7 separate regions of the Mus musculus genome follow, and regions 1, 2, 3, 4, 6 and 7 are each linked to region 5. A link is a loop called in an ENCODE intact Hi-C map of the cell type or tissue named here. Cell type or tissue: heart. All regions are shown on one strand. Each heading gives the region's core, and the rest is flanking DNA. Links, peaks and the distances in the headings are about the cores only. Region 1 overlaps Gm15232 (predicted gene 15232). Region 2 has its middle 28 kb from the start of Gm36547. Region 3 has its middle 24 kb from the start of Tmsb4x. Region 4 has its middle 10 kb from the start of Gm30354. Region 5 holds the start of Gm1720 (predicted gene 1720). Region 6 has its middle 57 kb from the start of Gm8817. Region 7 holds the start of Tmsb4x (thymosin, beta 4, X chromosome).

The links. Hi-C counts contacts between places; a loop is a spot of excess contacts. Peaks named below come from ENCODE experiments on the same cell type or tissue, not always from the same donor. Only the 100,000 strongest peaks of a DNase experiment are listed, where the experiment ranks them.
Region 1: it touches region 5 in a loop (4-fold over the local background); 6 of 42 quality-filtered maps call a loop at or near these places.
Region 2: it touches region 5 in a loop (2.7-fold over the local background); 11 of 42 quality-filtered maps call a loop at or near these places.
Region 3: a loop joins it to region 5, with 10 times the contacts of the local background. A loop is called at or near these places in 41 of 42 quality-filtered maps.
Region 4: a loop joins it to region 5, with 2.1 times the contacts of the local background. A loop is called at or near these places in 2 of 42 quality-filtered maps.
Region 6: it touches region 5 in a loop (10-fold over the local background); 6 of 42 quality-filtered maps call a loop at or near these places.
Region 7: it touches region 5 in a loop (15-fold over the local background); 7 of 42 quality-filtered maps call a loop at or near these places.

Annotation. Positions count from the first base shown.
Region 1 is chrX:167,086,465-167,091,025 of GRCm38, forward strand. Gm15232 (predicted gene 15232) reads right to left here. Exons shown (of 4, transcript NR_168066.1): 4 at 1,713-3,408. Among named protein-coding and RNA genes, the nearest start is that of Gm15232, 13 kb to the right of the region's middle. In heart, for the core only: no CTCF peak of the experiment used is centred there; a DNase peak (open chromatin) is centred at 2,577.
Region 2 is chrX:166,794,170-166,798,730 of GRCm38, forward strand. No RefSeq gene overlaps it. Among named protein-coding and RNA genes, the nearest start is that of Gm36547, 28 kb to the right of the region's middle. In heart, for the core only: a CTCF peak has its summit at 2,410; no DNase peak of the experiment used is centred there.
Region 3 is chrX:167,231,047-167,235,607 of GRCm38, forward strand. No RefSeq gene overlaps it. Among named protein-coding and RNA genes, the nearest start is that of Tmsb4x, 24 kb to the left of the region's middle. In heart, for the core only: a CTCF peak has its summit at 2,579 (motif pointing left); a DNase peak (open chromatin) is centred at 2,475; H3K27ac peaks cover 319 bases.
Region 4 is chrX:166,892,507-166,897,067 of GRCm38, forward strand. No RefSeq gene overlaps it. Among named protein-coding and RNA genes, the nearest start is that of Gm30354, 10 kb to the left of the region's middle. In heart, for the core only: no CTCF peak of the experiment used is centred there; no DNase peak of the experiment used is centred there.
Region 5 is chrX:166,658,330-166,662,890 of GRCm38, forward strand. Gm1720 (predicted gene 1720) reads left to right here and starts at 3,696. Exons shown (of 9, transcript NR_046015.1): 1 at 3,696-3,747; 2 at 4,458-4,537. In heart, for the core only: CTCF peaks have their summits at 2,702 (motif pointing right) and 3,340; DNase peaks (open chromatin) are centred at 2,862 and 3,712; H3K4me3 peaks cover 580 bases; H3K27ac peaks cover 1,061 bases.
Region 6 is chrX:167,011,007-167,015,567 of GRCm38, forward strand. No RefSeq gene overlaps it. Among named protein-coding and RNA genes, the nearest start is that of Gm8817, 57 kb to the right of the region's middle. In heart, for the core only: no CTCF peak of the experiment used is centred there; no DNase peak of the experiment used is centred there.
Region 7 is chrX:167,206,630-167,211,190 of GRCm38, forward strand. It overlaps Tmsb4x (thymosin, beta 4, X chromosome), which reads right to left and starts at 2,589. Exons shown (of 3, transcript NM_021278.2): 1 at 2,477-2,589; 2 at 1,308-1,422; 3 at 465-906. The coding sequence starts at 1,407. The coding sequence ends at 872. In heart, for the core only: no CTCF peak of the experiment used is centred there; DNase peaks (open chromatin) are centred at 1,272, 1,962, 2,542 and 3,792; H3K4me3 peaks cover 3,300 bases; H3K27ac peaks cover 2,856 bases.

The DNA of each region.
Region 1 (4,561 bases), core at 386-4,385, 430 kb after region 5:
CAATTCTTTTAAAAGTGCATAATTCAGGGTGCAATGACACCCAGTTTTAATCCCAGGACATGGGAGGGAAAGGCTTGTAAATTGGAGGTCAACCCGATCAACATAGCAACTTCTAGGACAGCTAGGAGTGCATAGAGAAACCCTGTCTATAAATAAATGAAGAAATGAAGAAATGAAGAAAGAAAGAAAGAAAAAGAAAGAAAGAAAGGAAGGAAGGAAGGAAGGAAGGAAGGAAGAAAGAAAGAAAGAAAGAAAGAAAGAAAGAAAGAAAGAAAGAAAGAAAGAAAGAAAGAAAGAAAGAAAAAAAAGAAAGAAAGAAAGAAAAAAAGAAGGAAGGAAAGAAAGTAACTGATATGTTGACTGGCACATGCAAACATCATGACGGCTAGCTTTAGAACATTTTCTTCACTCCAACGGAAACCTATAGCTGTTAGTAGTCACCATGCCCTCAGTCCCTATTAAACACCAAGGTACTTTCTGGTTCTGGTTTCAGCTTTTCTAGACATTTCTAATAAAGAAAATCATACAATTTTGTGGTCTTCTGTGACAGGCTACTTTCACCTAGACAAAGGCTTTCAAAGTTAACCCAAGTAATAATGTAATTAGTACTTCCTTTTAAAAGCTGAATATTAATGACTCCACTCTATTATCTATCCCATTGTATGTGCTGTTCACCTGTTAATAACAGGGGTTGTTTCCTCGTTGTGATGGATAATGTTAATTTATAACGCAACACAATCTAGATTCACTGGGAGACGGAGTGCCTAGGTGTGCTTGTGATCTCGAGGACATTAATTGCTGTGGGAAGACCCAGTTTAACTATAGGCGGGGCTATTCCCTGGGCAAGGGATCCTGGATTCTAGAAACAAAGAAAGCAAGCTGGGCAGGGTGCATCTCTCGCTCTGCTTTCTGATTGTGAATGTAGTGTGACCAGCTGCTTTATATTCCTCTCATCTTGACTTTCCACTGTGACAGCCAGTACTCTTGAACTGTGGGCCAGAATAAGCCCCTTCCCCCTTCAATACCCGTCTTGGCTATGACAAATAATACCACTGTGACCATTTGTATGGATGTTCCTGTGCATGTTTTCCTTTCTCTCGGGTATGACTCCCAGGAGAGGATTTGCTGAGCTAAATTACAGGCAACCCGTTTTAGAAAGTGACTCTACGCTTTTATATTCCTAGCAACAGTGTGTGAAAAGTAGGCACAGTGTGGTTCATGCCTCTACTCCTAACACTGAGGAAACTGAGATAAGATTTTCACTGAATTCCAGGCTAGCCCGGACTACATAATGAGATCAAGGTTGGCCTGGGCTACATAATAAGATAGAAAATTAAAAAGGAATAGCAAACACAAAGCAATAACAAATGGTGTATTTGAATTGCTGTTTGTCACCCTCACCAACACTGGTTTTTGTGCTTTGTTTAAATGAGATTTGCTGTTATGGGTGTGGTTTTTATTTGCATTTCCCTAATGACTCATTATGCTGAACAACTTCTCATGTGGGTATTAACTACTTGAAAAGCTACTTTGGAGAGATATCTTTTTAAAGTCTTATTCCCTCTTAATTTCTTTGTTTTTTTTTGTTGTTGTTGTTTGTTTGTTTGTTTGTTTTTTTCTTTTTTTAAGACATGGTTTCCCTATGTAGCCCAGGCTGGCCTGGAACTTGTTATTTTCACTCAGCCTCCCAAGAACTGTATTATTGCTTCATGTATCTTTCTTATTTATTAATTTATTGATGTATTCATTCATTGTCAGGTCTCAGGAATCTCAGGCTGGCTTCAAATTCCATATATAACCAACATCAGCCATGAACTTCTAATCCTCTTCCCTGTTCCCAAGGGCTAATATACAGCACCACATGCAGTTTGATGCTGTCATAGGGATCAAACCCAGGGATTCACACATGCCAAGCAAGCACTCTGCCAACCAGGCTGTTAATCCATTGCAAACCCCTCATCACCTTGCCTGGTGACTTCCATATCTATCTTTTCAGCTTTTTACTTAAAGCCTCAGCTTTCTACCCCCTACAAATTTGGAAGTTTCATGAGGTGCTAAATACCCAGTACCCAACAAGGGATCTGGAAAACGGTAGACAGCCCATCAATGCCATGACTAATTGCATTATCTGCATCCTTACTGTGTAAATGCAGCCTTCAGAAATAACAGGAGAGTCATGCTTCTATATATAGCTCTGTTTCTTCTGAGCTCACTGAATCTCTGTACAATCAGCTTCGACTTCTAATAGCATCTCACTTGGGTGTAACAAGCACTCCATTTGATATTTGGATGTTCAGTTTGTTTTGATGGTGCTAGTATAAGAAATACTAAGTATGAGCCTTTTCTAATCAAATAGTATAAAGTTTGTGTTTTAAGACAAGGAATTCAAATATATATATAAATCTTCTGTACCTTGTATGACTTTTATGTAAAAGTTTTAATCCCCCTCCTGTCCAGCAAAATCTTTGTTCATATGAAAGCTCCCAGCTACATTCCAGGAATTTGGTGGCCTGAAGCAGTGACCCTTTTCCCTTTAGAACAACAGCCCTTTCCCCCTCCCTCCTTCATTTCCTCTGCACAAATTCTTTTCAGACTAGCCAATCAAATAAGACTCCGAGGTCAGACCTCAGCCAAGGAGGAAATGACACAGATACCACCTGTGTTAGAATAAAACCAAGTGTACTTCCTGTCTCTGTGTGTTCATTCCTCTGAGCACAACCTATTGATCAAGAGTGAAATTTGCCTTGTTCCACAACCGTCTCTTTCTTTTTGACTGTGAAATGTGTTTTTAACCCTGAGGTGGGAACTCGGGGCCTCTAGCATGTTAGTTAGGCAGGCATTCTACCATCTAACCACCCCTGCTCTAAAAAGTCTCTTTCTAGTTTCAGTATCAAAAGATTGGGTTGAGATGAACTGGTGAAACTTAGCTCCATAAACTTGGATGTGTTTGTTGTCCCTGTGATCCTTTTACCCATCCCTATGCTGCTTAATTCTCTGATATGCCACAATACATCAGAGTTGAAGGAAAGGGGAGAGGGGAGTGACTGTGTTCTAAAAACATGTTCTTTCAGAGTAATGTGAGAGAGGGTGGAGACTGAATGATCTTTGCTTGGCTTGAGCTTGACAAGTCTATCCCACAGCACTTTACAAATTAGTCCTGAAGCTTAATCAAATAAAAACAACTGTGCACAATATTGCCCTTTCAAAAAAGAGTTCGTCTGAACTATTTACACAGTGATCAAAAAAAGTTATAAAAGAATGCTTTGGGTTTTCATGTTGAAAATCAGACCTCACGCCCATTGGGTCTTCTTCTTCTTCTTCTTCTTCTTCTTCTTCTTCTTCTTCTTCTTCTTCTTCTTCTTCTTCTTCTTCTTGCTTGACTGCATGAGCACTTCAAGATCTATGAGACTGGATCAGCAAGATGTGTAAGCAAACCTCATGATTTGAGTTCAATCCCCAGGACCCATACAGTAGAAAGAGCGAACCAACTCAAGTTGTCCTCTGTTCTCTATAAGCACACTGCTGGGGTTCAACAACAGCACACACAATTAATTAATTAATGCCAGTTTTTTTTAAAGCCCCAATTAGGTCATCTCAAAGGAAAATCAACTTCGTAAAAATCAAGAATTCAGTGAACAAAGTGGGAAATAAGTACTGACTAAGAGAATCTATGTCCACTAATATCCACTACTATTTGATTAACATATATTTTATTATAATCATGATGATGATAATTTTTCATGTTTGCTTTAGGTTCATGAGTGTTTTGCCTACATGTATGTCTGTATACAACATGTTGTGTCCCACAGAAGTCAACAGAAGTCAAATCTCCTAAAACACAGTTGTAGATGATAGTGAACCATCTAGTGGGTGCTGGGACTCTACCTCAGGTCCTGGGGAACAACAGGAAATACTCTCAACACTGAGCTGTCCTTTTTTATTTTTCATCATAGCTGTTTTAGGCCAGGTACCCCAGGCTTGTCTTGAACTCTTTATGAACACAAGGGTGATCTTATGTTCCAATGGCAAAGATTCCTTCAAGGTTTGATAGCTAGAGATGTACTGAGACAGATTTTAGGTGAAATATTCATGACTCTTGCAGCCCACCATTTGAAGTTGGGTTAGGAGATCAATCAACAATACTAATTCTTTACTTTTAAATAAGTTACAGGTGAGAGGTCTCTGAGATTAAAGCTCACGAGTCTCTGCGTTTAGCACTTTCATAAAAGTAAGATATGAGGTCATAACTTAGGAATCTGGCCTTACTAGCAATTCCTTACCTCAGGGTTGCTTCAGGCTAGGATCATAGCACTTTAAGGAAGATACTAAATAGGATATAAGATGTGGCCCATCCCCTCTACTAGGAGAATAGCTTTGTTTCCTTTCTGTTGCTATGATAAAATACCTTATCAGACCAACGTAAAGGAGAAAGGGATTATTAGGTTCACAATTCCAGGTTATCGTACATCATGATTGAGAAGCCAAAGTGGTAGGAGCTTAAATCAGCTGGCCCCATCACGTTCATAACTGGAAAGGAGAGAGTCACGAACACATGCTGTTC
Region 2 (4,561 bases), core at 249-4,248, 140 kb after region 5:
CTTCCAGACCCATTCATTTAGTGTAAATTTAATTTTTCTTTACAGTTGAATAAAATACTATTGTATGCCGGTATCATATTTTCATTATCTATTCATTGGTTATGGACATTTGGTTGTGTAGGAAGATTAATTATAAATGGACCTTTTCTGATTCAAATTATACTTCATCAAAGTGCTATTGTTTAAGCTTGTTCCCCAAAGTTCACTTGCTAAAATCTAATCTCTAATACAACAGTGATGAGAGGTGGGACCTTTCAAAGATGATTAGGTAATAAGGGTAAGGATTAACACCATCATTGCGGGAGTAGTTTAGCAATTCTGCAATACATTCCTGATAAAAGGCAGAAATTTCCTCCTCCCTTCCCCCTTCCCTCTTCTTCTCCTCTTCCTTTCTCATTTCTCATCTTTCCATCCCTATCACTCTCCCTTCACTTGTCCTTTTATCTTCTAATGTGTGATTCTGCTTCCAGGTACTAGTACCATGCTTTCAGATCTCCATGCCTTTAGAACCATGGGGCAAATCCATTTCTGTCAATTAAAAGTCATCTAGTCTGTAGTATTCTATTGTGGCAGTAAAAATGGCCTGAAGCAGACTTTATGAGATAATACAGTAAGCATGCATAGAAAGATAAAGCATCACAAACACAAGTGGGGGGACAGGTTAAAATGAAAGCTTAGGGTTTTGAACTGTACTCTGCGAATGTACATGCATCCTGTGACGTTTTATCCCAATACTCCTTGAGTCAGATGCTCTCAGGGTCCAACCTGTGGGCAGATGATGAGTAAGTGATAATGATGACTACTGTATTCTGAATTGGAGATAAACACTAGTTCATGTGGCTCTACAATGCTGGAACACTGTGTAACAGCTCAGATGCCCTTTTTTGCCTCTCATCCCAGGTTTGGTCCTTGCTCTAGGGAAGCATAGCCCTATGCTTTACTTTGACCTATGTTGATTTCATGGATCACCTTGCTATGAAATCTCTTGATGGATGCAAGCTCCCAAACCATTCTTCTCCCACTGGAATGACCAAAAGGCCATAGAATAAGTGGGGGCGATTGTTGATTATTCTGGAAAGGCTTCTTCAGAATTATGCATTTGTAGCCGGTCTAGTTTTTCCCCTCTATTTTTTAAAGGCCCAGATTCTGGGTGATGGCAATCTGCATCTACAAGGGGATTATGCAGTATGGTCACTTCATTAATATCGGTGGCATTTTAGTGTCAGTATGCTTGGTACTCCTCAAAATGAGGTAGGAGTGGATATTGTGGGCTCTGGTGACCAGGAGGATTGCAGATACTAATTTGGACAGGTCTCATCAGAACCACCTAGAGCTGGGAAAACTAACCCAGAAATACCACATTGCTCTTCTGTAAGCCTTTTGATTCTTACTTCACTTCTTAGTTTTCTGCTGCTAATTTTCTAGATGCTCCGTGCCCACTGTTGCAAAGCTGTCAAAGATGGCTTAGCTGTTAGTGTGTTCATCCTGTGGCTTAAACCCACCTTCTACTGTGCTCATTGGAGCACATTTCAAAAAGACTAACCCGATGTCTTCAAAAGAAAAAAGTATGAGAAATGTATGCAACTTTACAAAAGCCTCTCAGACTAAGGGGAATATGATTCATCTCAGACAGCCACATTTAAAAAAATTCACCAGATTCATCCACCTCTGCAGTGCCTCACATTCCAGAGTGACAGCTCCCAAGCCTCCATCTTCCAAAAGCTTCCAGAAACTCTTCCCTAAAGCTCACTCCTTCCCACCTCTGCTCTTTTCTTTGGGAAATGTGTCTTTCAGAGCATAGCTTCCTTGCTTTTGCTAACACAAACTAGCCTGGCCTTTCCTCCTCGGGTGTCCTTAGCCACAACTTGAGAATGCCATGTATTTTGTAAGGCAACAGGAAAACAGGAAAGACCCTGAGGCCTCATTACCTCAATATTTACATTCAGTGGAGATTTTTTTTCTGTGAAAGTCTAGATAATAATCATTTTTGCCTTTGCAGTTTTTCCCATCTCTGTTGAAACTCCTGATTTCTGCCATTGATGTACTCAAGGCACCATGGACAATATGTGAACAAATGGCTGTTGTGTTCCAAGAAGATGCTATTGTAAAAACAGACCAATAGGTTCTTCTTTAAAACAATTTTTCCCAACCATGGCTGTCTATCAGTATTATCTGCAGGGCTTTCAAAACCTTCATGGCTAGGCCAGACCCAGACCTATGACATTAGAAGTTTTAGGATGGGACTCTGTCATCAGTATTTGAAACTTTCTTGAGTGAGTCCAAAACCACTTAGGAGCAAGCCAGATGGAAACTGCTCTTGTGTCTTAGTCTGGAGCACTCTGGAGCCATCTGGTCCTAAGTGAGCCACAGATCTGTAGTTACTCACGTGGCCAGATGGGGCCTGCAGTGAGCAGCCTCATCTCTTTACTCCAGGGTACTCCCTGACTATGACCTTTTCCTATGTGTTGGTTAACTTCCCAGTTCCAAGCAAAAAAGCTGCAGTTAGAAATTGAAATTCTTTGGGTGGGGATAAATGACATAGTCTTTTTGGATAAGCTGTTTTTATTTTAACCCATTTTCTCTTAAGTCAGAAATACTAATTTAGTTGATACTCCTTTAGTCTTTTTTAAAATATTTTTCAAGACAGGGCTTCTCTGTGTAGGCCTGGCTGTCCTGGAACTCACTCTGTAGACCAGGCTGGCCTTGAACTCAGAAATCCACCTGCCTCTGCCTCCCAAGTGCTAGGATAAAAGGCGTGCACCACCATGCCCAGCTTACTCTTTTAGTCTTAGGTACTTCATTTAAAGTTGTGATTGTTAACAGAATTGTCTTTCTCTATGAGATGAAAAGTAAAATACCATACAAGGTCACTCCTGTTAGGAGTCCAGAGGACTCTACTTCAGTGCCAAGGGTGGTGGTAGAGACACTAAAAAAGCGTGGACTTTATCCTCCCATCCTCTTGTCAGTGTCTTTTCAGCATCTCTACCATCATCCTTGCTGCTGTGGTGGAGTACTCTGGATTCCTAACAGGAGTGATCTTGTGTAGTCTTGTACTTTTAATCTTGTAGAGAAAGATAATCCAGCTAAGAAAAAAAATCACAATTTTAAATGGAGCTCCTAAGACCAAAACAGTGTTGAGTATATTTTCTGCAAGCAAATCACAAATCTATTGCTTAGTTCATAGCTATGCTTTTCAAATCTTCTTGAACATATCTTTGTCAGTGGAGGACTACTTTAAAGTAATCATTCTCTCTTCAACTAGAGCCAAGGTTGAAGCAGATGAAAATTCTGTCCTTAAGTCATTTGGAACCCAAGTTGTCTGGTGAACATTTAACTTGAAGAGCAACACTGTGCCGAGACAATCTGTCCATGGACAGGACTCCACTGTATTTGATATACTGCTTCCTGACTGTAACCAAAGAAAACCTTCTAGCAGGCCTTGGTTCAGAAATGAGTGGGCTGCATTTCCTTTCTTTGGCAAGCTTGGAACTGCCAGACACTTTGAATTGTCTTCAAAACATGGACCTAATGAGATACGTAGATTTTGATTCCAGCAAACATATCATGTTTGGTATTGAGTTAGGATTATGAGGATCAAGTTGCTAATAAGACCAAGTGCATGTTCCTTGGTCCATATAGCCCATGTTGGTTCAGGACCTGGGCCCAGTCTGTGTCAAACTAGCTCACTGCCTCACACATGCTTTGGTAGCAGCAAACACTACACGCCCTTCTTAGTCCCCACTTGGATAATTCCAGAAAGGTTATATGAGTTTACTGCAGAAGACCCATGGCTGTTAGAGATCCCTGTTAAAAAAAAGAAAGCCAGTAGAAAGTTGTGTGTCTCTTTTTGTTGACAAAAGAAGGTTCAAAGAGTTTCACATGGAAAAGAGGAGTCTTTGGATTTTCTGTCCTTTTTGTGATAGCACTGGGAAAAGACAAGGCCATATGCTAGGTTGATAAGGTCTAAGTTATGTGAGTGAGGAAATTCCTATTATCTTGATAAAGTGTTAGTTATTAATACCAAATGGGGCACAGCTTCTGGAAGAGATTGGGAGGATAGAGTCCACCCCCTTTCAGTGTCTCTCACACCACCCTTGGCACTGCTGTGCTTGGATTCCTAACGGAAGTGATCTTGTGTGGGCTCTTACTTCCGCTGGGTCCTGTGCAGTGGATAGATCTTACTGCAAGGTAGAGAATGTGAACTGAAGTCTCCAGGGGACAGCTGTGTGAAGATTCTACAATGCTGACTAAGTCTTCAGTGATTGTGGAGAGCTGGAATGTTGCATGTTTGGAGCCAAATTACCTTGCAATCTCTTTAGTACCTTTAGTAGCACTTTATTGCCTAGTGCTGTGTTTGAGCTAATGCCCTTGTGACTATCAAGTAAAATCCTTTTTTGGAATATACAAACGGATCCCTTCCCTTCTAAAAATGTTGTTGGATAAGAAACAACCTATGCGATACCTATAGTGGAGAATTCCCTGCTTTGCTGTAACTGCCTATTCATCAATGTATTTTACAAATAACATCCTTGTTTCCCTACTAGGAAACTTCATCCAACTG
Region 3 (4,561 bases), core at 425-4,424, 570 kb after region 5:
TGAAGCTGCGGCTGCCATTTTGAAATTCTGGGGTTGCAGGGGGAGGGGCACTGCCAGAGCAGGACTAGTCACATTGGAAGTGGTTACTAAATAAAACCTACTATCACCCCTGTTTTGTTGTTTTGCTGTATTCGACAGGGTGTCCATGTATAATCCAGGCAACATTCAGCCTCCCAATTGGGAGAATTTAGAGGTATAAGCCACCAGGCCTGGCGTGTCACCCTAGCAGCAGGAAGCAGAAACTCAGTGAGTTGATTGTGCCCTACAGCTGTCACATGACAGACACAGAGCAACGCGACTCACTTTCACTTCCCGTGAGAATGAATGTGAACTGTCCCAGTGGCCCTGCCCCTTCTTAGCAGCACGTGGGAACAACTGGTGGCCACGTATTCTGTGGCAGGACTAAAAAGCCTGCTCGAACACCTATTGTTTCTTTTCCCTATGTCTTAGAAGTAAGCTGAGCACAGGTTTTGTCACATTAGATAAATGAGAAAAGTAAGGAAGTAAGCAACTTGTCTAAAGGCCAGATCCAGGTAGGAGCTTTACAGAAACAAAGATGCCTGCAGCACCGTCCATGTCTCTTTGCATTCCGACATCCACTTCTCCCTTCCTGCAGAAAAATGCTAACAAACGCATAGCTGGTCTCTGTGGGGAGGGCTGCTTCCGCCAGACAGTCTTGCTTTTCCCTGCAGATCCCAGGATGCCTTGCAGGAAGGGCTGCAGTAGCCCCCTACCCTCCCCAAAAGAAATGATTTCGTGTTCTTCTGCTTTAAGAGGTCGGCACTGGAGGCCCTGCCTCACTGTTGCTAATGTCAGCTTCCAGTCACCCCTTCATTTATTCCATAAGCATACATTCCAAATCTAGTAATTTTGCTGTGAGCTTGAGAAGGAGGAAGTGCGAAGGTGGAGAGAGATGAAAAAAAAAAAAAAAGACCTACAAAGGTATTCATTTTATCCGTAGGGATTATGGAAAAGACTGAAAAGTGTTCAGAGAGTCGCAATCACAGAAGTGCTGAAAGCCAGGTATGGGAGCCAAGGAAGGCAGCAAAAGCCGAGCTTGGGCAAGAAAGAGACTGTCCTCTCACGAGGGGGCACGTGCGCTGAGAAAATTGGCAAGCACTGCAAAGGGCTTCTCCCCACCCCACAAGTCAGTCACTGTCACTTCTCAGCGCACCTCAGGTTTAGCCCTCCTTTAAGAAAAGCCTCAGGAATGTTTTTTCTTCCTTGATAGTAGAGGTGAACAAAGTGAAGCTTTGAGGCGGTGACGAGCTCTGTAAATAAGCTCACCCAGCTTTTGAGCGGGGCGGCCAGGCCATGTTGTCAGCTCAGTGTATTGGCAACTAGCTTTGGGCTCCTTCTCCCACACCCTCACAGTCATGCCCGACTCTTCCACCTCTAAGGGCTACAGTTAGTCTAACTACCCAAGAGAACTGTTGGACTTAACAGCAAGTTCAACTACAGCCGCCACATTATTAGTAGTGGAGGGGCAATGGCGCTGTCATTGTGGCCAGAGGCTCACCTGGGTCACTGCTGAGCTAAATGGAGCGTGAAGTCCAGGCAGAGCATGAAGAACCACGGATTCTCCACCTGCAGCTGTAGAGGGTTAAAGAGCTTGGATGTAAACAAATGGCCAGGTCCTACAAAAGTACCACCACCACGGACTTCCTCTTAGATGACCTGCAGATATTTAAAGACAAGCCAGACACAAGTGCTTCTTTCAGAAAGGGACAAAGCAAATAATCAAGTTGACCTTTTGGGAACAGTGTTAATTGTGGCAGTTTAGGAGGAGGCAGAAATCAACTTTGTATAGTAATAGGCCTTCTATTCTTCTACCCTTGCCTCATTAAGGTTTGCATATTATTTTAAATGTGCCCGAGGTGTAAAGAGTCTAAAGTGGTTAAAGGGTGAGGTGATTTAATGAACCCAGGAACCAATCCAGAAGGCCTGGAACCACTCTGGGCCTTTTAAGAACTCCATCCATCCCAGGGGGAGAACTAATATCAAGTGAGTGACTTAAAGCTCCACAAAGCCTGGCTTGGCTTAGGGACTGAGTTTCATGGAGCCCAGGTGAGAGTCATTCCTGTACCGTGAATTCACCTAACCCTTGCTCTGCACTTCCATTTCTTAGGCACTCTAGGTGTGCTGGAGCAAAGCAGTGTGCTGTATCCAGATACCTTGGGGGCCCTGGCTTCACAGTGAGGCCCCAGGGTTCCAGGTGGGTGTTGCAGAGAACAAAGGTTCCCCACACTAAGAAAACCAGTTCTCCCAGCCTCCCAGCCGCAGCAAGTGACATCACTGGGAGCCAATAGAAAATTTGCACTGGAGTTTACTTGTTAAGGTCTGAATTGGATCCACGTAGACGGCTTATCTGACTGTGTAGGGCGAGGTTCCCGAACACTACCCTGTTTAGGAGTGCTCTCTGATACAGTGGGAATGTGGCTTTTAACCTTTTTTTTTTTTTTTTCCTGGCAGATTTCAGGCAGGTGAGGGGCCAGGTTTCAAAATCAACAATGAAGATACCACACCCTGAACGCCTGGCTAGCCCAAAGCTAGAGCACTAGGCGGACCTTTACTGCCATCTGCTGGCAGTCCTTGGTATCGATTCATAAGAGTGGCTAGGTTCCTCTGAAAAACAAAGCCTGACTAAGTTAGGCTCCTTATTTTACCTTAGTCTCCGTAGACAAATTGAGCTCCTTCAACTATATCAAAATGAGGTAGCCATGAGAGAAAGACACTCCTGATCTGATCTGATGGCAGTGTACCTTGTCTTTGGTCTTTTTGTTTGACTCAGGATGGCCTTTTTACCTTACTCTGACGATGACCTTGAGCTCTTGATCCTCCTGCCTCTACCTCCACCCCTTGCTGCCAAGTGCTGGTATGATTGGTCTGTGCCACATCTAGTTTATGTGTAGGGATGGGACATGGGTCTTTGTGCATTCTAGGCAGGCCTCTACCGACTGAGCTAGGACCTTTTATTTTTATAAAGCCCCATCATCCATGGGAAAATATAGGTATGTGGTAAATTTGAGGATGCCCTTGACTGAGTCCTGAGTCTGAGATGTTGATCACCTCACACTTTTCACTGCAGATGTGATCTTTACAAAGGCTTTCATGATGCTTCTAGGATTCTCAGTTCACGTGTGGGTGACCGTTTCTTTGAGCACAAATGGGATCCCCTGACTGGGTGTGAATACAGCATTCACCAAGGTCAATCCAAAGTAGTAGAAATTGCATCTCCAGAAGCATTCACTTCTCAGCACCAGCAACTTTCTCCTTTTCTCCCCTAGGCAAAGCAGTTGCTTTGGTGGAGGCACATAGCCCCTTAATTTTGCAAGTTTTAAGGCTAAAGCCAGCCACTCTCAAATCATAGCCGTCGGACCCATACTTCCACACTAAGAATTTAGTATATGTTTTCCTTCTATGTAATGTATATAAGCTGCAAAAGGGAGGGCCCTACTGGCCTGCAGCAGCAAGACTCAAATGCTGTGGAAAATCCCAAAATGTATAGGACAGATCCTTCTAATCCCTAATAAAGAGTAATGTCATCCAAGATCTTAGCAGTGCCACAGTGAGAAAATCTCACTTTCTAACACCCCAAAACCACCATGCCAGTGCTTATGACCCTGAACTTGTCTACTTCTACAACTGAGGCTTCCCTATGGCCTCTACATCCATGTGCACACATGTACACACATATGTGCAACTGTGCATTCATGTCTATGCACACTTATGTACTTGGTGCCTACAGAGGGCATCGGATCCACTGGAACTGGAGTCACAGATGGCTGCAAGCTGCCATCTGCATGCAAGGAATGGAACCCTGGTCATCTTCAAGAGCAGCAAATACTCTTAATCACTGAGCCACTCTCTAGCCCCTTTTATTTATACTTACTAGACAGTTAATGATGGCCATCTCCATCTACAGGTAGACACGTGTACACGTGACTATTGGTATATACATATGCATATTTAATGTTGTTTTCCAATGTAAATAATATCTCCAGAGTAGCCAACTTTGGTTGGATAAGCTTTGCTGTTTTGAAGGTAGAAATTCTTTCAAGATCAGAAAGTAATTGTTTCAATTATACCCACGGGATTTAATGCCTTTGAAAGTACAATATTCCCTATTAAGTCACCAGACATTTCCTTCAGTCGCAGCAGAGGATAACCTAGTCCATGGAGGGACTATTTTCAGTTGTGTCAAGTACTGAGCTTCTCTTGTCTATGACTAACGATGTTACTGAAGGAGACATTATCCTCTTCCCCCGATATCAAAGAAGAATCTATCATGGTTACTTTTTCTTTGTTCTTGACTTCGGCAGTATGATCCGTCTTGTTGTCAACTGTCTCTTTGGAATAATGTCACCTCTGGAAAACTAGCACATTCTGATCAAGAAGAAGACCAACGGTATATGAACAGCTCAAGAAATATGGTTTGAGGGTCCCCCCCCCCGTCTTAAAAACATAAGAATCTGTGGCAGAATAGTGACTGTCACCATACACTTGGGAACACTTTCAAGGGCTTACCAGGCTAGGAGGATCTCCATCAGGCCTTTAAATC
Region 4 (4,561 bases), core at 389-4,388, 230 kb after region 5:
ATCACTGTTTGATGGATATATTTTTGTCACACAAACTGCAGCAATACATGGAGCCTCAGCTTCATGACATTCTCTATTTCTAAAATTGTTTAATTCCTAATTAGTAGATTTAAGAACATGAAGTAAATTCAAGAAGAGTCAAGTGGTTTTCCTCTTCACATGCATACATACTTGCTATAGAATAGAGCACATTTGGATTGGCCTCTTGGTTTCATAGTGATCAGCACAGATAAGACTCAGAAGAATGGGACAATGTATTACCTGCAGCAGGTAAAGAGCAATGTAGACAAGGTAACTTAAAGTGCCATTCTCCTGCAGTAACAATGACAAAGAGGCTTCTATTAGGGAAATTTGCACATGTTCATCTAAGAAAGGCTGATCATCAAGTGAAATAACACACTCAGTTCAAGGTGATACATCTCACGTCAAAAAGATGCAAACTGAAGACCTCAGGATGAAGAATTTAATGCTACAATGGACAACATTACCCTAAAAGAATGAATCTATGGCCCAAGATTTGTGCTAATCCTTATGGCCTTTCAAGAGACCTCTGCTGAAACAAACCACTACAAAATCATGTAATAATTACAAAGGGCAATGCTTTCTCATGAATATAGGAGGATGTCCCTAAAAATGCCTGCCTAGCAAATAACAGTTGGCTAAACAAGTTCACCTTAAGGTTAAGAATCAGTTGTTTTTCAGTACTTTTCCCTTGGCAGTAGATGTTTGTTCTTAAAGTATATAAATCATGCAAAGTTGGACAAAATTTAGTTCCTTTCCTGAGCAAAATATACAAATTTATCCAGAAAGGTAAAAGAACAATATCTACCTTCCAAGAGCTAACTATAGGAAGATACTGATTAAATTCAATGAATAAAGGACTTCTGAAAACAAAGTATAATTATATCTTATTTTAATGAAGAAAGAGGGAGAGAGACAGAGAGAGAGACAGAGAGAGAGAGAACACATGTGTTCTGTAGATTGAAGTCAGAGTCAGAGGACACATTTTTGAAATCCAGTTTTTTCTTACCATATCAGCCTCAAGAACTGAACTCAAGTTGGGAGATTGACAGCAGCAGATGCCTTCGCCTGCTGAGACATCTCATTAGCCCCAATTTGTAACAATTTGTAATTATAAAATAGCATATACATGTGACTTACTTTTTAAAAAAACCTCCTTTATTCAGTGTTGGTTATATGATGATGTACTTTGACTACACTTGAACTTGGCTAGAGAGATGGCTCAGCTGCTAAGAACACTTACTGCTCTTCCAGAGGACTCAAGTTCCAAGCTCAGTTTCATATAGCCATGCAGAATGGCTCAAAACTTCAGTTCCAGGGGATCCAATGTCCACTACTGGCTTCCATGATAAATCAATTATAGTTTTCCCTGTTTCTTTGGGTCCTCATTTCTGAAGGCTCCCATGTCATGTAACACATAATAAATAAATGTGCATACTTATCTCCTAGTATTCTTTTTTTTTATCATGTATTAGCAGTATTATAAAATCTACCCAGTCAAACTGTGGTTCAGAGTCAAGTAGCATTAATATCACTTGTTGGCAATTCAATTTGAGAGCTTTACTTCAGATTTATGGTTTAAGATTGTACATTTCAACGTCACTGATGGGAAATGTGTGTAGTGTATATGTTAATTCTAAAAAGTACTATTTTGAAATATTTTCTATGTTCCAGACCTAACATCTTAGGAACTGAGTATTTCAGAATAACTAAAACCCATAAATTAAAGCCTCTCTCTCTCTCTCTCTCTCTCTCTCTCTTAACAGCTGTCAGCTCCTGGAGTGAGTTGATTTAGGACTACATTGATGGAGTGCTTTGTATGCACAAAATGAACCCCTAAAGACAGGATCTAGAGGAAAACATAAAATTAAGAAAATGATTAAAAATCTTTGTGTATGTAAAGAGCAAGCTGTGTTCTTCCCCCAAGCAGAGAACAGTCTGTGCTTTGCCCCCAAATGACTCCATTTTACAAACTGGCAGTTTATCCTCAGCTACTCCATTTTAAGTACAAATGCCAAGGTAGAATCACTTGGTACTTTATTTGGGCAAGAAGATGTCACAGATGCTGGCCACATACAACCTATTGCAAAGAAAAACACTCCACTGTACACTGTATTGTCTGGCAGTAAGTCATAAACTGATCAATAACTTGCCCTTTTCTTACATTTATATTTATATTTATGTTTATTTTATTTATTTGTGTGTGTGTGTGTGTGTGTGTGTGTGTGTGTGTGTGTGTGTGCCAGAAGTATGCTCATATTACATCATGAAAGTGGAGGTCAGCAGTCAGTTCATCATGTGGGTTCAGGGAATTGAACTCAGGTCCACAGGCTTGGCAGATAGAGCAGTTTCCCACTGAGCTGTCTCACTGGCCTCCTAAGTAATTTATTCTTGTTAGAAAAAAAAACACCTGTGAATTTATCTAATTAAGTTAGAAATAAATGGACACTTGAACTTTTCAAAACCAAATCAGAGAAGCCAGGATATGAATATGTCACCCACTTGCCTGAGAGACACTTTAAGACTGACTTAGTTGTACACACTGACAGGTCATCTTAGCTAAGTTTTGGGTGTACATGCCAGATATCAAACTTCTCACTCTGTCTTTGGGCTTTAGATTGGCATGATTACCCTGTCTGAGGTGGCCCAATTTCAGACTACAAGCTGTCAAGACCCTGCCATTGACAGCTCTGTGCCTAGAAAGCTCCTTGTCTCTATGTGGAGTTTGCTAGTCCCTATCTGACACTTGTTCTGGCTTCCCATTTGTGCAGCTCTTTACATTTGCTCTGGGTCAGGCCTCTTTAAAAGAATGTGGCTATTGCCCCACAGTCCTTTTTGTTTGTTTCTGGCTGTCTGCAGATCCTCATGTGCCATGGAATGTGGGACCTGAGATTCCGGCTGGAGTGAAGCCCACAGACGACTGCAGCTTTCAACATCTTATCAGAGAAGCTTTGTGGACAGCACTTAACACAGAAACTACCAGATGGTCAAAGTTCAGAGAAGATGTGTCTGCCAAGTGTTCAGCTATGAAGGAGACATCTATATCACATGCATTCCCCAAGGCAAATCAAGGATGAAGGCACAGAAAGGCTGTAAGAGCCAAACATTGGGGAGAACTGGGCTAAAACAAGTGTTTTCTGTATGTGCTAAGGCTGCTGTCCTCATCGATTCAAGCAATTTCATGTTGTCTGTACAAGAACAAGCCAGTCAACAGCATGGCTAGGGGATGGGCACGTGACCCCTGACCGCTGGCTGAGGAGCTTATGACAGTTGGTAGCTGTTAAGGGAGAATCTGTTTAATTTATGGGTGTAGTCCGCGGTTGGTTGCCAATGCTTCAGCAGGTTGTCCAACACACATATGTAAATGGTGCAGCACTAGTTGAACTCAGTGGATTATGAAAGGAGGAGCAGCAATCTGGAGGGAAATGGGAGGATCCAGGAGGAGGAGTTGGGGCATTGAATATTATTGAAATACATTGTATGCACATATGATATCAGATAGTACCTGAAACCAATAGCGGTTTCAGCATTTGTTCTACCCCAACCATGTGTGGGTCTCAGTAATTACCTATCTATTCCCCACTTTGCACCAGAGTCTCATGTATCCCATGTTGGTCTCTAGTCTCAAAATCACTGTGTATCCAAGGCTGACCGGCAACTTCAGATCCTCCTTCCTCATCTTTCTGAGTGATTACAAGCCTTTATCACCATGCTTGGTTGTATGTGATGATCTACAGTTTTTTTAGTCTCATAATTGCCCCTCTTTAAAATTTAAAATACTCACAGAAGAGAATTAGGCATTGTGGGTCAATGGGCTATGCATAGACAGCCTGGTCTCCAGTCGAGTTGAGGTCTTGAACCCCGGTGGGACCCGGTGGGTGATAATTTCCACCTACATGGGATGGAAAGCATTAGATCATGTCTCCTGAACCCCTGGAACCTATCAAAGTTACTGCCCCCACAGCCCCCACAGGAGAGGCATGTGACTATCAGTCATGTAGACAATGTCCCAAGCTTCTGGCATTCTGGCTAGACTCCTCCCCACAGTTACCTAGCAACAGCAAGATAGCTAAGCCCACTATAAGAGGGACTGCTTGGCCCCACCTCTCTCTCTCTAAGCTTTTACCTCTCTTACTCTCTAGCCTCCCTTCTCTCTCTCTCTCCCTCCTTCTCTCGGCGTAGCCATGGCCAGCCTCTTCTTCTCTCTCTCTACCTTCTCTCTTTCCCCTGCCTTTCTACAATAAAGCTCTAAAACCATAGACTGTGTCTGATCTTGAAAGCCCACCATGCTTGGACAATGGGATAGGCTTTCTCCTAACGAGCTGAGCCATGTCTAACCTCCCTTCAGAATGCCTTCCTACACTGCAGCCACAGACCAGACTAAGGACTCTCACCTGCATAGGAGCCACCCAGTGCCCCCCTTTCCCCCTGCTCTCTCCAGCCTTCCTCCCTGGGGGCCAAGTGCCGCACCGGGGCCCCTATTCTGTTTTCAGCTACTCCGAAGTATCTAGCATGGGATGCCGGAGGCTGAGAACCTGGT
Region 5 (4,561 bases), core at 409-4,408:
TGCCCATCCCATCATATGACTTTTCAGAAACAGTCTGACTTTACAGTAAAAGTCTTTACCGCCCCACATACTCAGCCACCTTGTCCCTGTGCTTGGCAGGACAGAGTGTCTTTGGCAGGGCCGTTGGTGCTGAGTGTCATTTTGAATTGTGACTATGGTTTGTCTCGGTCCTTACTGCCTGTCCTGGCTCAACCTTGTCGGCCAACTGGCCTGCTCTCTGGTGTGAATCTGCTTTAGGGCTGGGTTTTGTGCCAAACGTCCTTCTCAGACCCTTGTTTCTGTGTTAGAGCTGTGTAACGTCTAGACATTCAAAACTAGCTTGGAAGCAGAAAGACAGTTCTGAAGTGCAGGATCCAAAGTGCACAGTTAAAAGAGAGCGTGAAAACACCAATGGGGACTCCTGTGGCTTTAGCACAAGTGATCTTGGGACAGGATTTCTCCATCTTGGCACTGTCACTATTTAGGACCACTGGTATATTGTAAGATGCGTAGTATCCTCCTTAGCCTGCAACTATTAAATGCCAGCAACAATTTGTTTCCTGGACTGGGACAAGGAAAACCATCTCCATTCATTGCTTGACAGGCAAAAATAATCTCCAATCGAGAATCCCTGATCTGCTTTATGAAAAGTTCTCCCAGAATGGTTCTTCCTTCTCGACTTTGTAGATATGGTTGGTTTGATCAAGGGTTCTCATTCACAGTACTTATTTGACAATTGGGTCTTGGCACAGACACAAAATAGTTTACACATAGTAGAATAGCCAAATTGAAACCTTCACTCCCAGGTAGGTGAAGGAGACTCCAGAGACTGGGGAACCTAAGGAAATTTACAAGGCTCAGGAAGCTCATAAAACTTACCAAGCATGAAAAGTTAGAAAATTCACACGGCCATTCTCCAAAGTTATAAAAGCAGGGGGCAGTTGCTGGGGTAGGGTTGGGTATAGCTGCCTGCATGGATCTCCAGGGATGTAGCTTTCTTGATTCATTGTCTATACTGGAATGTGATTTTTGATGACAGATTTGTCTTTGAGTCATCCCTGCACCTGTAATTAACCCTAGTCAACATATTAGTTTACCATGCTAGATTCTTGGATGGAATTGTTCCCTTGGTCTGTCACTGGTGCCCTGAGATGAATATATACTTGTCCCCATTTCCCTAGGAGAAGTTAAACATCACAGACAGGGTCCTCTGAGGAGCAAAATTGCCTCGTGTTCAGAACCACTACCCCAGAGCAGTGATCACATGCATGTGCATGCTAATTATGATGGCACATAAAGGGAAGAGAGGGAAACAGACAACCAGAAGGGGATTTCAGAGGAAACCCTTCTTGACTATTTCAAAATTGAAGGTTCAACACTGCAGTTTGTTTTATTAGCAGTAAGCGAATCTATATTAGGGTAAGGAATTTGGTTACAGTAGCATAAATGTGGCACTGAGACCGTGATTTTGCCTTCTGCTTGACCTCTCACCGTCCCACTGGATTGCCATATCACTTCTTCTGTAGGGTCTTTCAGAGTTACTTCTTCCTTGTCTTGCCCATGACTACCAGTATAGTTCAAGTGTCTACAACCTAGCCCTTTCTAGGAAGTCTTCTGGTGACATTCATTCCCTCCTCTTCTCTTCTCTTCTCTTCTCTTCTCTTCTCTTCTCTTCTCTTCTCTTCTCTTCTCTTCTCTTCTCTTCTCTTCTCTCCTCTCCTCTCCTCTCCTCTCCTCTCCTCTCCTCTCCTCTCCTCTCCTCTCCTCTCCTCTCCTCTCCTCTCCTCTCCTCTCCTCTCCCCTCCTCTTTGTGGTCCTTATCTGTGACCCCCAGCCCAGTAACTCAAACTCCACCTTTCTCTATTCTCCTCAGTAATTGGTTGTAGACATTTTTATTTAACCAAGTTTTAAATTGGGGAGCAAGGTTTGTATACCAAAAGCTGGTGTCTTTGACTTTGTCTTGGGGCAACCAGATCTTGGGGTAGAGAATTAAGCATCTGAATACATAGCAGCACCAGACCAACCCTCAACACCAAGGGATTAAAACCATGTCACTTATGGCCTTTTATTATGTGGCCATTTCCATCACCCAATCATTAATTATAACTATGATTTAAGTGTGAGTTGCAAATTGCATTTGGAATTAGCTCCTAAGGCAAGTGAATGTCTGGGTCAAACTCATACATGTCCCTAAGGTAGCATATTGAGTTACATAACGGATTTTTCATAACAGTGGGTCACATGTGCTTATCTTTAATTCTTATCTTCATAAAGCATTTCTAAGCTAAGCCATTTGGTTTTATGAGGAAATAAATGAGGAAAGCATATTTTCTTTCCCAAAGAAACAAATTGAGGTATGTACTCAGAGTGCCTTCCTGGGGAAAAGATAGGGAAATTTAATGGAGGTTCTGGCTAGGCCACAGTCCCACTGAAAGAAAACGCTGTTTCTCAACAATCGTTCAATCTCTAGTCTTGGACATGGACACCTTGCAGAACCTCTCCTATGGTTCTCTCAGCAGCCACATGAAATGGCCTTCAAGTGACTCCCCAGTCATCCCTCAGGCCTCTCTCACACGACACAGAACACAACCTGGTTAATACAGTCTACACCCAGGGTGTCTTTCTTATTTAGTGCAGACAATATGTCCTAAATCTGTTCTACATGAAGTGTGACGGCTGTCTTTGAAATCAAAACCAGAAAATCTCAAGCGACAGCAGAGGGCGCTCTTCCCTCTACCAGTGAATTACCAGGCTCGTCCCTCGGAGGAGAGATTTTGTTTTGTTTTTCTGGGATCCTGGAGCTGACAATGGACACACATTCCAGCACGAGACGACACACCCAAGACTTCCAGAGCCTCCTGGCTTCACTTTGCTTCTCGTTGTCAGCACTGGGCTACCTTAGATTTGGAGAAAACCAGCGTAAAAAAAAATAAAGGGTTGCGGGGAGCCACCTTGAGCTCTGCAGGGTACAGGATCCCTGGATTGTCTCTCTACAGCTTTAGGCATTTCGTCTAGGGTGAGCAGCCCGGCCTCTCTGCGGAGGCCTCGCCTGCACGGTGGAGATCAGCAGGGTTCTGCTTCAGTTCTGCCCTCCTAATGGGAAACTGTCTTGCTCAGACATGCTTACTCTTCTTTCTCACCGCACCACTACTTTTTTGTTGGGGGTGGGGTGGAACCGACAGGGTCCCTGCTGTCAGCGGTACACAATGAATGTCACACAGCACATGCTGGAGCAAGGCTTGTGAAGTACTAGCCCAGAGGATTATGGGTGAATAAAACCCACATAATATCCTTTGTAAAAACAGCTGGCTTAGCAGTAACTGCTAACTGCAGACAACCAGCAGTACCGCTAGAAGGCAAGTGGGAGACATCATTGCAGGAAAATGGAAGAGTCTAGGTATTTTCCTCAAGGACCTATAAAAAGCCATGGGCCTGGAAATATCTAATTCGGGAAATCAGACAGTTTTCTATATTTGTTCTCGATAAACTGTCCTCTTCCTTGATCGAGTTCCCTTTATTTTTGTCAGCTATTGTGGTTTCGATGTGGACTTTTCACTCTTCTCTGGTCCTCCTACGAAGAGGGCCACAGCATTCCCAAATAAGGCAATGGGTTCCTGCCTGTCACTGCATGTGGTCATGGCTGGGCTATGTGTGAAGGGAGCCAAGGAAACGGCAAAACCCCAGCCTTGTTTGGAAAGTCTCCTGCTTTCCGCCCAGAGAAACGTGAGGAAGGCTGTTGGTGACTCACCCCCTGGAAGTGAGCAGAGGGTGAATTTCAGCTTTTATGTCTTTCAGCCTACAGGGTTAGTGTGAGGGCTCTCAGCCAGGGCAGGGCATACATTTACCATCAATCATCTTAAACTCTTTCTTTGATTTGGAGAGACAACATATGGGAACTGTCATCTGTCACCATTTTCTTCTCTTGAACTGCCTACCAGTCTCTATTTTTTTTAAGTAGTGATATCATCTGTTAACGTGGATACAATATGCAGGAGTGGTGGCCAGGTCCTATGAGAAGACGGTCCTTTTGATCTCTATCCTTAAAAAGTTTACTTAAAAACAATACTATCCCTTCCCTCAAAGCTCTTGCTACAAACTTGTTCTGATCCTGGCTGGTAGCTGGTGACATGGAGGCTCTTAGGAGCAGTTGCGAGACAGAATGGTTGTTGTATTGCGGCTATATGTGTGTGCTACATAGATCTAAGCAGGTACCTGGACACTGAAGAAGCAAGTCAGGGAAAAGGCTGTGCCATAACAGGCTAAGTGGGATTTGAAAACCAAAGCTAAAATGAACATTGGGCTCTGAATGGATTGTTCACACGAATGAGGCTTAACTCAAACATCTTTTCTCCCATGTGTATGCAAGTGCGCATGTGCATATGTGTATGAAGCTGGAGGTCAGAAAATAATTTCAAAGGTACATTAGGCGTTAGGTGCCTTCTGCCTTTTGTTGAAGATCAGCTATCTCACTGTTCTAGAACTTCATCAAGCCGACTAGGTTAGCTGGCCAGTGTGCTCCAAGGATCTGCTTGTCATCTTGTCATTGTTGGGCTTACAGGTAAGGACCACCATGCCCAGTTTT
Region 6 (4,561 bases), core at 161-4,160, 350 kb after region 5:
ATTCAAAGGTAGCTTGGGGTACATTGTGAGATCGTGCCTCAAAACACCAACCAATCAACTTCATACTTTAAAGGAACAAAACGCATTCATTCTACCTTATATTTTTTTCTCTGAGTCATGAATTTGGGAATGGTTGATCAGGTCAGTATTATACTCAGTAGATTGGAGTCACTTATCAGTTAGAGCTTTACAAGGGCTAGTGGGGCGGGGGAGATCCACTTTCACTATGACTTACTAACATGACTCCTAAATTGATGCTGGCTCTTGGTTCAAAGCCTGGATTCCCTCCTCATGTGGTTCCCTTCACTGTGTAAGAGTTCACATGACGCAGCAGCAAACTTCTTTAAGAGTGATTAATCTACATGACCAGGGGAGTTAAGCTAGTGCTTTTTAAATGGTAGCCAAGAAAGTCACATTCCTTCACTTCAGTTGGCTACAGACTCCAATTCAACGTGGGAATCAGCATCATTGGAGGAGATATTTTGGAAGCCATTTCCAGGGCCATCCACCACATAAGCCCCTTGACATATCAGATTATTTTGGATTTGAGAAGGAACAAAGGAAAAGAAAAAGAAATCCTTTGAGATGCGCCCCTTTTTTCTTTTTTATGCTGAAATGTCTTCCCTTCTCTCCTGATTACGTAGCCATCCCTCCAGGCTTACTTCAAGGTCTTCCTGTGACTTATGTTTATTTGCCTAGAGATCCAGGATGGCATGAGACCCTGCCAATTGCTATGATTTTTCAGGGTCTCCAGAGGTTGCTGGTCTCCTGTATAGTATTCTATTCTCCTGAGCCATACCTTCTACTTTTTAGTTCTCTCTTTCTATTTGGAGGCAGGATTGGATGGGACTCAGACTGACCTTGAACTCCCCGTTTAGTCAAGGTTGGCTTTGGGCTTCTGATTTTTCTGATCCTCCTGAATCACCTCATCTAGTGCTGGGATCAAACCAAGGCTTTCCTCCATGTTAGGCAAGGTCTCTGCCTACTGTGCTACCAGCCACGTTGGAGTTAACATTCTAATCCTCTCTTGAAGCAAACTTGTTTGGGAGGGTGTGATGGTGTGATTCTATGTGAGTCATTTACCCTTTAGTTATTGAAGGGTCATCTAAGAGATGGCTTTCAGGTTAGGGAGAGGTACTGGGCACCTGCACAGATAAGGAAAGGAGCAATTTCTCAGCCTGATAAGGAGAACTGGCAAAGAGGCTGGGAAAGAGGAGTGGCAAGAGAAGTACTTCAGGAACAAAATTGAAGGGTGCTTAAATTTTAACTACCCACTCCCCTACTTAGTTCTAACTACAAAGTGAGCACCAGAGAAAGAGTGCTTAAAATTTGCACTTTGGACACTTCATACAGGCCTGGCTAATGTCCATATGGTCACAATACCAATCCTGAAGCTAATGACTGGAGGTGGAGGCCTCCTCAACTGTTCACAGGCATCCCTTGAATATGTTCTCATTGTGGAGCACTTTGCTTACAGAACTGGTTTTTATCTCTTTTAAATGTTTGAATGGTGCTGGGGATGGCTACCTTTAGGATCACTCATGCTGAGCAGAGCACATGCTTTCCCCACTGAACCAAATTCACGGCTCCTTTTCACATCATTATTTTGTACAACCTTTGCAAAACAAGTATTGTATCCAGCTAAGGAAGGCAAAGCTTGATAAAGCTACAAACCTTGTGCAAACCCACACTGTTAGGAAGAGGTTAGAAATCTGAGCTGGACATGGAGTAAGTATATGCGTTCCCATCCTTCCTCTTTCCTCCTTCCCCCTTCCTCCCATCTTTCCTCTTTCTCCTCCCCACTCAAGACAGAGTTTCCTATGGGTCTAGAGTATGCCAGCACTTTGGAAGAGGGTATAGGAGTATCAGGATTTCAAAACCATCTTGACAAGATCATGATTTCAAGGCCAACCTGGGCTACATGAAGTCCTGTCTCAAACAAAACAAGCAAATGACCAGGTTGGCTTCATTCCCACACCCACTCTCTCTCTTATTATGCTGTATATGTCTGCAATAAGATGGAAATTGACAGCTATGGGTGTGGTGTAACTTGAGGCTGTTCGAGCAGAGGTTTATTATGTTAGCACTGACCTGCAATAACCCATGTTATGCAAACATAGTCATACGACTCTTCAAGTGAGTTGTAGACATTCAAATGTTCACAGAAAACAGCCTGGGCAGAGGTGGCTGGTAAATGTCACCACAAATGACCAAATACAGTGGACAGAACTCCTAGAGATGAAGCCGAATAGATCTGTGTCAACGAGAGCTGCCAAACAGCCTCATTTCTAGGCCAGTGAGGCAGTTTCTTCTTTGACTGTTTTTGTTTTGTTTCTTGTTTTTTTGTTTTTTGGGTTTTTTTTTTTTTAGTGAAAATGATAGGTTATATTCATTTTTATGGTTTTGCATATGAGAAGGTAATTTTATTTATAACGAGATTTCTGATTGCCTGTAAATTTTTTTTAGAGCCCCAAGAGCTATAGTTTGCAATAAAATGAACACCAGTTTTCAGTGGAATCGCTGTAGTTTGCTTTTAAAGTAAATTGGATGAAAATGTAAATCAAGTACTGGCAATTTTATATGTCCAAAGCTCACAGTGTGATCAAAAGCATGTGGACCTGAGTTAAATCCCTAGAACTCCTCCCTCCCTACACACACACACACACACACACACACACACACACACACCACAACATACAGTCTGAGTTTGATGATGATGTACACATGTGTTTACAGTGCTGGAGATGTGGAGGCAAGGAGGTCTGCTGAGCTTACCAGTCAGCCTACTTGACAAGTTTTAAGGCAGTTGTAAAGTACAGGAGAACGCCAGGGCCAAGAAGTGGGAGTGGGTGGATGGGGGAGCGGGTGGGGGACTTTTGGGATAGCATTGGAAATGTAAATGAAATATATACCTAATAATAAAATAAAATATAAAAAAAGAAGAAAGAGAGTGGGTGGAGGAAGGAAGGAAAACAAAATAAAAGAAAAAGAAAACAGAAGAAACGACAGTAAGAAAGGTAGATAGTTCTGAGAGACAGCACTCAAGGTTGGCCTTTGTCCTTCCACATACATGTGCCCACCCACATATAAGCACAAAAATAAAACACATACATAAATGGATGAGGCTGAATTTCAGTAAGAGTTCATTTATGAAAATCGTAGATGGCTGAGAGTGGCTTAAATACACCTTTGATCTTAGAAGCATCATTCAAGTGTGACTGTTTTGAATTTTGTGTACTTTTTGTTTTGTGGTGTTCACCAGAGATTTTTTTTTCTTTTTCTTTTTCTCTTTTTAGAATTGTTGAAATGCTAAAGTGGTCTTAAGAAACAAGAAGAAAAAGAGGAGGAAGGAAGGTGAAGGCAGGGAGGAGTTATCCTAGCTGGTTCAAAGCTTCACTGAAGGGCAGAAACAATGTTTTGGCCACAATACATGCAATTTAAAGGGCCAGCTGTTTTCACTCGCATAGCTAGATGGAAGAGCCAGCCAGTCCCCTAACAAGTTCCAAGCTTCAGTTTGGTATTTCAAAAATAGAACTCATTCCTGGAACATCTCTATCGTTAAGCATTTGGAGGAGTTGTTAAATAAATGTCACAGGCCAAATATGTCACATGTCCAATGCTATTATTGGGTAAAATATGAAAACCTTTGATTTATGTGTAGAAGAACTCAATTTTGTACATGCAAATAAGAACATTGTGTATGGGGGAGAAATGTTGAGAGATTAACCCAGTGAAGGAACAATATAGCTGTAACTGAATGTAGTAGAGAACACTAGAGTACGTACATTGATTCATGCTGGCCCTGTATTACTGTCATAGTTCTGGGCCTTTTTTAATTATTGAACTGTAGCTATATTTCTTGGCCTATGTGGCAGTTCCTTCCTTATCTATAAAATAAAGAGGGTAGATGATCTCATAGGGTTGCAAAGAGAGTATTCCGGGGACCAGAATGGTAACAGAAGGATGGAAACACAGAGTAAAAGAGTAGGCATTAAGGTGTTTGTCCTATAGTCTCCTCTTATTCTGCCTTTTAGAAAAAGACAAGGCATAATCAGTATTTTCACAGTGCATCATAGGTCTGATAGATTATTAAGCTGCGGTCCTGAGATTTGGTATGGCTACTTTCTAGTTACTGTGACAAAATACCTGAACTTAAGAAATGGGCAGCACTATTAGGAGGTGTGCCCTTGTTGGAATAGGTGTGGCCTTGTTGGAGGAAGTATGTCACTGTGGGGGTAGGCTTTGAGGTCTCCTATGCTCAAATTTCATGCAATATGTGATTTCAGACTCCTCCTAGCTGCCTTCAGATCAAGATGTAAATTCTTGGCTCCTCCAGCACAATGTCTGCCTGGATGTTCCAATGTTTCTCGCCATGATGATAATGGACTAAACCTCTGAAATTGTAAGCCAGCCCCAATTAAATGTTGTCCTTTATAAAAGTTGATGTGGCCATACTGTTTCTTCACAGCAATAGATACCCTAACTTAGACACAGCCAGAGAGGAAATGGCAGCTGAGGTCCTCTGGTGCGGGAGCATACACACACATACACACACACACAC
Region 7 (4,561 bases), core at 211-4,210, 550 kb after region 5:
CTATTTTTACCCTAAATTCCACTTGTTCAATACCAGATAGTTGGTTAGCCAAGTTCATGTTGATACCTAATGCTAGTGTACCAAACCAACACCCTTTGCGTTGAGTGATATGTAATAAATTCAATGTTGGCTTTCCAAAACTCCTGAAAGGCTCTAACTACACGTGAGTTCCTCCCCCCTACCCCTTCATTCCACAGCCCCCTTCTTCCAACCATGGTGGCTATACCAATTTCAAATATTTTCATTAACTCTTCCATGTAACCCATGAGGAACTCTTATGATGACCTCCCAATCATTTGCTATAGACAGGGTATTTCACAGACCTGGACTAAGCCAGAGCTGTTAGGCCAAGGCAGTTTACGTTTGTCTCTTCTATGTCCCAGTGACCAAGAGGCAAGGCAGTTTTGCAAGGGTTTTATCACTCATTTAACTACTCCTTCCAGTCACCAAGCAGACACACCAATCAGGTTTTAAAACTTTATTTGCATATTAAAAAAATTGTGCATTCCAATAATTAAAATTGTTTGAACAAAAAAAAATGGCACTCTGATTAAACTGCATTTTACATCCTGCAGGACATCTTTGACCATCTTGAATTTTCCTCTCTATTTCATCATCTCCCACCCAGCTTTTTCCTTCACCAACATGCAAGTTCTTTTCCCTCTCTGCTAGCCAGACCATCAGATGGGTGGGAGAGGCAGGGGAGGCCTTCCTGCTCAGTAGTTCTGATTCTTTGATGTGAAAGGGGCAGCACAGTCATTTAAACTTGATCCAACCTCTTTGCATCTTACAAAGTTAAACAGCTAAAAGAAGTAAAATAAGAAGGCAATGCTCGTGGAATGTACAGTGCATATTGGCGGCGCTCGCCTCATTACGATTCGCCAGCTTGCTTCTCTTGTTCAATTGCTGTGAAGAAAAGAAAAAAAAAAGGAGACTTAGAGCATTCTATAAAATGACATGATTTCCATTTAAAAACCCTATAAAAATTCTAGAAAGACACATAGCAGCCTCGCTAAGCAAGACATGCTAAACAGAAGTACAGTTACCCAATAAATGTATATGCACAATATGGAATATGAAATATTCCATTATTAAATCACTAGAGCCCGGCGCTTGTTGACTGCAAAACAGTTTTTAATTAACCTTTGCAGGCCATATTCATCATCATCAAACTGTCGACTCCTCCCCCGCAGCCCCCCCCCCCATCCTCCCTGCTGCCCCTCCCTTCCTCCTCCCGGCCGCTGCTCCCCGCTCTGCTCTGCTCCCGCCCAGCCCGTTCTGAAAATGGGTGGGGGCGAACAGCTTACTTTCTTTTGAAGGCAGAGGATTTTTCTCTTGCGTTTCTGTTTTCTTCAACTTCGACTTATCGAATTTCTCGATCTCAGCCATATCGGGTTTGTCAGACATGGTTGCTGGAAGGAGCTGCAGGTACAAAAGCCAAGACCAGAGCTAAGAAAGAGCCACCCACCCTCGCCTCTCCCAGTTCCAAAAGCACACCCCCACCCCGCCGGAAAGCCCAAAGCCTGAAATCCTACTGCCTCTCCCTCTGTGTGCTTTCCTTGTCGAGTCCTCTCTAAAGATCTTCCTCTTTCTATAGGAAAAAAATCTTCCCCCTTAATATTCCCAAAGGGAAGATTCAAAGAACGAAGGTGGAAATAGTCAAAGGTGAGTATTCCCGTATAATAAAATTCACCATTGCGGAATGTTAACATTGCAGCTTTGAAAAAATTAAAGTCTGGATAGATCGAAGCCATTTCCAGTTTAAGTGGGGGAAAGTCTAGTAAAATCTCTTAAAAAGGAGCCAAGGTCGCAATACGCATCTCCGTTTTCTAGAAGGGCTTGCTCTCCAAAAGATGCCAGGCGGTCCAGCTTTCTCCTCCTCACAAAGGCGGGGGAGCTGACGCCGCCAGCTGCCGACCACCGCCCTACTCGCTTCCTCTCCTCTCTCTAGTCCAACAATGCTGCCTTGGCACACAAAACTGCCTCCCCACTTCTCGCAAAAGCATCTTGATCTGCATACAGGGGCCTTTTGACGGCCTTTGCATACATTCGTCTGCAAGGGCTTCCGAATTTTCACGCTAAAGGCCGGGAAGGTTAAACCCGCCACAGATAACAGCCCTCGAAGCCATTAGGCGATTAAGGGGAGCACAGAGCGTTTGAACAAAGGATCTTTCTAATTCTGATTAATTACAGCTAGCTAGGCAAGGGAAAATATTTCGGAGAGAGGGTCGAGGAGAAAAAAAAAACAATTCCCCTCTAAGCTGCGCAACAGAATGCCCAATTTTATGGGGTTTTCTCTTTCTTAATCAAGTTCCCCTTCCCGTTACTCGGCATCTGGAAGAGTTTAGCATCCCCCCCCCCCAATTCCCCGAAACTACCATGCCTTGGACTTGGCTTTAAGGACGAGGAGGATGAGGGGCAAGTGCCTGCGCTGGACAGGCAGGGAAGGACAGAAGGAAGGGGCCCTGGGGCTCACCCGAGCGAGCTGCGCGAACGAGGAGAGTCTGATCTGCTCAGAAGCCGCTGCGGATTGTCGGGAGGGGCGCGGCGAACGCCGCTTTATGTGTGCTTCTATGCAAATGAGGTGATGTCACTCGTAGTCCGGCTTAACTCCTTCGCGCCGCATCTCCGGAAGGGCGTTCGGAGGCTGTCAGACCCCCTCCCAACCCCCACATCCCCATTCACCAGCGCCTTTGAACCACATCGATGGCGGAACTAGAAAAGGAACAAACGCCTTCAAAATGCTTTCCCCCCCATTTGACGTCTATTTTATTATCATGAACTTTTGCAGCAGCCGCCCAAACCTGTTCTTAAGGTTCAATGCGTGATAACTAATGGCCTGAGTGGCACCTAAGGGGACAGGCTTTTCTTTACTTTGAAACCGGCTTTGTCTGCAGCCAACGCCCCCAAGATAGGGTGAGGTGTCCCTCATACAAGAGCTGCTGGGGTCTGATTCCAATGACTCAGCTTTCAGACCAGTGGACAGCCCCACCCGGCCCTCTTTGTCTCCCTCGCTTGTCTCCCCCTTGATTTGAGAGGGCGATAAAGGATCCTTGAGTGGATTTTTAAAAGAAAAGTTTTAGCGCCGCAGCATTTGTATTGTTTGCTATAATTTCCGTGAGCAATCGAGTCAAGTGCCTAACATTTGCTAGGTGTAAGGGGGCTTCAGAGAGAACACAGCCGGCCCCTTCAAAATTAAGTCAAAGTCAACTTCTGTTACTGACTGACAATAAGGAAGTTCATTTTCCTTTTCTTATTTTCATCAATTAAAAGTGATTGCTAATGGGAGCCAAGGATTCCCAAAGACCACAAGTCCATCAGCTCTATTATCTGAGGATTGAAGCTGAAGCGCGAACTAGCTTTTGAAGGGAAGGTTTTCCCTGCAACACATGTGGACGATTCAGGTAGAGATGTGCCGGTTTCAAAATGGCACCTGAGTCCGTAAGTCGCAGGGACCCACTTGCTACTAAAAAGTAATTACAGATACCAAGCTTGTGCCTGCAAGTGGCAGGTGGTTGGAGGTAGCTCCGTAGGATATTTTTAAAAGGGCATCGCTGGGATTATATCTGAGACACAGAGAACTATAAAACATTCCTTCTCCTTTTCTGTGCCCTGGAGGGATGTTTCCAGAAAGCCTTTGCTAAGCATTTTTATGGCAGAGGCTTTGCCTCTCTGGTAATGTCAAGTGTTATTAGGGACCCTAAACTGCCGCTGCTGGAGCAGCTTGGACTTCCCCATTTCTTCATCTACTTCCCTTTTACTTGGGAGGAAGGAGATGGGGGTAGGGAGGAGCAGGTGACCCATGTGGTTCCCCAGTTAATGCTCTACTTGGGAGACTGCCTTTCTGCCCTTTGGATGGGGCCCTAGACCTGTTTGAGCGCGCATTAGATGTCACTTCTCTGGTAACACATCCTCTCTCTCCCCATGTCCACTTGGAGGGAGTTCACTGCATTGTTGAAACACAGAACACATCTTGCAGGGTGCATTTCTGACTTCTGCTTGGCAGCTGCAGTTACACTGACACCATTTCGGTGGGTCATTGGATTCCAGTGTCCCTTCCTTCACTCAGCTGTCACCGTGTACGTGTCTTCCTATGACAAAGGAATGCTATCGCCTTGACCCTGGTTGCCTGTTTGCCTTAGGAAAGATTAGCCCTTACAGAAGTTATGCGGCCAGAGGAGACTGAAGAGTGGAATCTGTAAACATCTAGAATTTTCTACTTTCGTAACAGCGTAGCAGGCAGATTATTTTAGCTGCTGACTGAAAAAGAGCAGGCAGCCTGTAAGAGAGGAAGCAACTTGCCCTGGGAACTGAGTCCTCTGTAAACGGGCTTCCCTTGCCCACTGGGCAGAAAAATAGAAAAGAAAGGGTGATCCGGATAAAATGAAATGCAAATAAGAGGGTTTGTCTTAAAAGTGTCCGGGTCCTCCTGTCGATCATTCTTCTCTTAACTCTTCTCTGTAAAGTGGACAAGTGGTGATAAGGAACTGTAGGAGTTGTGGGAAGATCAAGTTCTTGGGACAATGGCGAGCACTGTGTTCTCTTCTTATTTAAAATAGAA